2 separate regions of the Homo sapiens genome follow, and region 1 is linked to region 2. Evidence: read pairs that join two places in POLR2A ChIA-PET (ENCODE). Cell type or tissue: A673. All regions are shown on one strand.

Region 1 (2,500 bases), 72 kb after region 2:
TAAACCTCCCAAGTAGCTGGGACTACAGGTGTGTGCCACCACACGCGGCTGATTTTTGTATTTTTAGTAGAGACGGGGGTTTCACCATGTTGGCCAGGCTGGCCTCGAACTCCTGACCTCAGGTGATCTACCCACCTAGGTCTCCCAAAGTGCTTGGCCACCACGCCTAGCCAAAGATATTATTCCTGAAAACAGTTTAAATGTTTTTTGTAAAGCTTTTGTCACATGTACATCCCACTAGGGGCATAGTGTCACGTTACTGTTTTAGTCACTTGGAATAGTTCTTTATGTGGTTATGCCACCAACTCAACATGCATGGTTTATTTATTTTGTTTTGCTTTTGTTTTTTGATATTTTTAAATGTTAATTTTGCTTTACAATTATGTAAAGTATTTACATGTTTCAAAGTTAAGTCTCTGAAGGTTGTCATAGTCAGCTGTGGTGATGGATGAAGAGGGCACCACTGGCTTCCAGCCTGCTGTCACTCTCCTTCACTCCACATCCAGCTTTTCTTCCCAGCTGCTGAGCCTGCTGACCAACAGTGGCCCCAGGCCATCGCGGACTTGGCTGCAGACCCAGGGCATTAGTACCACCCATAGACCTCCCCAGGAGCTTTCCCTTGTGGTTCCATTTTAGCAGCTGGACATACTTGGTTTCTCAGATGACTGACTAAGGACTCCTCTGATCCCCAACTCCCCTTCTGGTCCTTCCGCAACTGTGTAAGGCAAATTACTATCACAGATCCCTAATCCCAGGGGTCTCCAACCCCCAGGCTTCAGACTAGTACTGGTCTATGGCCTGTTAGGAACTGGGCCACACAGCAGGAGGTGAGCAGCAGGAGAGCGAGCATTACCACCTGAGCTCCGCATCCTGAAAGATCAGTGGTGGCATTAGATTCTCATAGAAGGGTGAACCCTATTGTGAACTGTGCATGTGAGGAATCTAGGTTGCACACTTCTTTTTTTTTTTTTTGAGATGGAGTTTTGCTCTTGTTGCCCAGGCTGGAGTGCAATGGCTCACTGCAATCTCTGCCTCCCGGGTTCAAGCAATTCTCCTGCCTCAGCCTCCCATGTAGCTGGGATTATAGGTTTGCGCCACCATGCCCGGCTAATTTTGTATTTTTTTAGTAGAGATGGGGTTTCACCATGTTGGTAAGGCTGGTCTCAAACTCCTGACCTCAAGTGATCCACCTGCCTCGGCCTCCCAAAGTACTGGGATTACAGGCGTGAGCCACCATGCCCAACCTAGGTTGCACACTTCTTATGAGAATCTAACTAATGCCTGATCATCCGAAGGGGAACAATTTTATCCCAAAACCATCCCCCCACCACCCAAGTCCTGTAAAAAATTGTCTGCCACAAAACTGGACCCTAGTGCCAAAAGGTTGGGGACCAGTACCCTAAACCCATAACCTCAACATGATTCTGCTTCCTTCACTGCATCCTGACTGACAAAATAACATTTGTGTTGTTGATGCTTACCCTTATATTGTTTAATTTAATCATATATTCTCCCTTTACTGCAGTAGCATACTATATATCATCTTCTTACTTTGCCCTGCCCCTTAAAATTCACCCATTTAAGTGTATAATTCAATGGTTTTTAGTACAGTATCGTTCAGAGTTGTATAACTATCACCACTAAATATTTTCATCACCCCAGAAAAGAAAGCCCATATGCTTTAGCTATCACCCCCCCTTGCAGTTTACCCTCCCCAACCCTCCACACACAGCCCTAGGCAACTACAAATCTACTTTCTTTCTCCATAGATTTGCCCGTTCTGAACATTCTTCTGGCTTTATTCTGGGAACAATCTACTACAGAGATCTCTCCGCAGTAGTCTGTTGAGATCTTCCTGCATCCTTTGTACAGCCTCAGAGTCCTCCATTGGGTGGCTTATTCAACCACTCCCTGTTGATGGACATTGGCCCTGTTTCCAGACTTTTGTTATTACAATAGAGTTACAATGACCAACCTTATGCATGCATCAGTTGGTATTTTTACCAGTGCATCTATGGGATCTATTCTTATAAATGGGATTGCTTGGTCAAAGGGTAAATGCACATATAACTTTGCTAGCTATTGCCAAATTCTCCTCCATAAGGTCCAGAAATATTTTGCATTTCCATTACCAATGTATGAGGGTGCCTGTTTCCAAGGAGAACATTCTGTAAAACTTGGATTTTTCCCAATCTGATAAGTAAGAAATAGTAATTCATTATAATCTTAGTTTGCATTTCTATCATTACAAGAAAAGTTGGTTATCTGTTTCTATGTTTAAGAGCCGTTTTCTTTTCTTTTTTTTCCTGAGAACAATCTGTTCTTATCCCACTCATTTTTTAAATGATTGTTGGCCTTTTGCTTAAGAGAAATTTTAAAACAGCTTTTTATTTCTTGTCTTATTAATGTTTGTTCATTACTAAAGAAATTTTAAAATACAAAGAAGGGGCTGGGAGCGGTGGCTCACGTCTGTAATCCCAGCACTTTGGGAGGCCGAGGT
Region 2 (2,500 bases):
GCTCCATTTATCTGCTCCTAGTGATGCCAGTGACCCTGGTTAGTGTGCTGCCACCCACAGAGTGACACTGTGGAGTCCATAGCCCTGCTAGTGAGGAGCTCTCAGAAAAAAGAGCCTGGAGGCCTTGAGTTTTTTAATATGAAAGTAGAATAAATACTGATTTGCATTGTCAAATGTTTAAGCAGTTAATGTACTTTTCTAAATACCACCAAAAGTGAAAGCAAAAATTAAACTAGGATGCCGTGAATAATAATAATAGCTAATATTTCTAGGACACTTAACATCTGCCAGACTCTGCTGAGCACTTGTCTTACCTCAGCTTGCCTTTTTTTTTTTTAAGAGACAGGATCTCTCCCTCTGTTGCTCAGGCTGGAGTGTTGTTGTATTTTTATTTATTTATTTATGTATTTTAAAGAGACAGGATCCAGGCCGGGCGCAGTGGCTCACGCCTGTAATCCCAGCACTTTGGGAGGCCAAGGCGGGTGGATCATGAGCTCAGGAGTTCGAGACCAGCCTGACCAATATGGTGAAACCCCGTCTCTACTAAAAATACAAAAAATTAGCTGGGCATGAGGGTGTGTGCCTATAATCCCAGCTACTTGGGAGGCTGAGGCAGGAGAATCGCTTGAACCTGGGAGGCAGAGGTTGTAGTGAGCCAAGATCGTGCCACTGCACTCCAGCCTGGGCTACAGAGCGAGACTCTGTCTCAAAAAAAAAAAAAAAAAAGGAGGAGGGGGAAGAAACAGAGAAGCAGCAGCCCTTTGGAAGATTATAAAGTAGTTCTAAGTAGTTCTGTGGAATACGTTAGCCCTGAGGAAAGAAAAGGAGATCAGAGGAGTTTGTCATGCATGCTAATCTGGTGTGAGCTCCAGGTTACCTTGTAACAAACAAGGCAGTAGTAGTAAAATTGTCAGTGAAATGACAGTGTAAAATAACATAAAAAGCAAATTTATAAGGTTTTCCACTTTTTTCTTTTAACCTTCCCTCCAGATTATTGTGGATGATGATGACAGTAAGATATGGTCGCTCTATGACGCGGGCCCCCGAAGTATCAGGTGTCCTCTCATATTCCTGCCCCCTGTCAGTGGAACTGCAGATGTCTTTTTCCGGCAGATTTTGGCTCTGACTGGATGGGGTTACCGGGTTATCGCTGTAAGTATTACTGATTAAAATTCAGACCCACGTTTTGTGTGTTTTTTTTTTTTTATGCTTCTGTCTCTCATCAGCTATAGTAATGGGCACAGTTTGTTTGTTTGTTTGTTTGTTTGTTTGTTTGTTGAGATGGATTCTCACTCTGTCGCCCGGGCTGGAGTGCAGTGGCGTGATCTCTGCTCACTGCAACCTCCGTCTCCCGGGTTCAAGCGATTCTCCTGCCTCAGCCTCCCGAGTAGCTGGGATTACAGGCGCCCGCCACTACGCCCAGCTAATTTTTTGTATTTTTAGTAGAGACGGGGTTTCGCCGTGTTGGCCAGGCTGGTCTCGAACTCCTGACCTCATGATTCATCCACCTCAGCCTCGCAAAGTGCTGAGATTACAGCCACGAGCCACTGCGCCCAGCCAGGCAGTTTTTTTAATTGAGGAAAGATACTGTTTGCTTATTTTAATATGTGAGATGAAGCCTTTTGAAGGAGGCTGGTGTGAGTCCACGGTCACACAGAGATTCAGAGGGAACAAACCTCTTTTGGCAGCCTCTCCATGCCCAGCATTTACGTGCATTCTCTCCTGACGCCCTTCTCTCAACTCAGAGCGGTAGGAAGCGTTGTCCTTCTTTACAGATGAAGAAACTGAGGTCCGGCTCACACAGCCAGTAGTGGTGGAGGGAGGAACTGAGCTCCGTCTCCTGGCTCTGTTTCTGCTCCTCATTTTATCACAGCACTGCTTCCAGGGTTGCTGAGCATGGAATATTAGACAACAAAGGGATTTGCTAACATACAAGTGACTTGAAAAGCTGGCTTTTCATGTAAATCTTTGATATTTGAGGTGAGATTCATTAATTAGCTCATATGTTAGCATTTGGTTAGGAAGTTTTTTTGTTCCTGATTGTTACTTTATAGCTGAGTTTGGTCTAAATCCAGTTTCCCACTGATCATTCTTGAGTCTTCTCTGGGAGAAAGGTGTGTGGGAAAGGCACTCTTCCTGGTGACTGATTTTTTTTTTTTTTTTTTTTTTTGCATGCTTCCACATTGGTCAGGACATTGGTCTCCTAATTTTCCAGGAAGGAGAGAGTCTCTTTAGCTGGCAGTCGCCTGCAGTATTCACTTGTAAGTGGTACTCCCAGTGGGAGTACTGCTGTTAGTGTACGTTTTATTTACTGTTTAAAGGGATGAAAAGGCAGGTCACGTCTCTCCTTTTGGAAGGTAACTGAAAATTCTACTGAGGTTACCACCAACTGAGGCCACACAAAGGAAATCAGTTCCTCTTCCTCCTGAGAGCCCGTCTCTTACTTGAGAAAACAGTTATCATCACTACCTGCTGCTTTTCTCCTGGGTCTTTTCTTCTC

Evidence for each region. Peaks named below come from ENCODE experiments on the same cell type or tissue, not always from the same donor. Only the 100,000 strongest peaks of a DNase experiment are listed, where the experiment ranks them.
Region 1: POLR2A ChIA-PET joins it to region 2 with 10 read pairs; 14 of 35 experiments call an interaction of 5 or more read pairs at or near these places.

What each region holds. Positions count from the first base shown.
Region 1 is chr15:64,907,837-64,910,336 of GRCh38, reverse strand. No RefSeq gene overlaps it. Among named protein-coding and RNA genes, the nearest start is that of ANKDD1A, 2.8 kb to the left of the region's middle. In A673, no CTCF peak of the experiment used is centred here; no DNase peak of the experiment used is centred here.
Region 2 is chr15:64,979,516-64,982,015 of GRCh38, reverse strand. SPG21 (SPG21 abhydrolase domain containing, maspardin) reads left to right here. Exons shown (of 9, transcript NM_016630.7): 3 at 991-1,152. Among named protein-coding and RNA genes, the nearest start is that of SPG21, 9.1 kb to the left of the region's middle. In A673, no CTCF peak of the experiment used is centred here; no DNase peak of the experiment used is centred here; H3K27ac peaks cover 396 bases.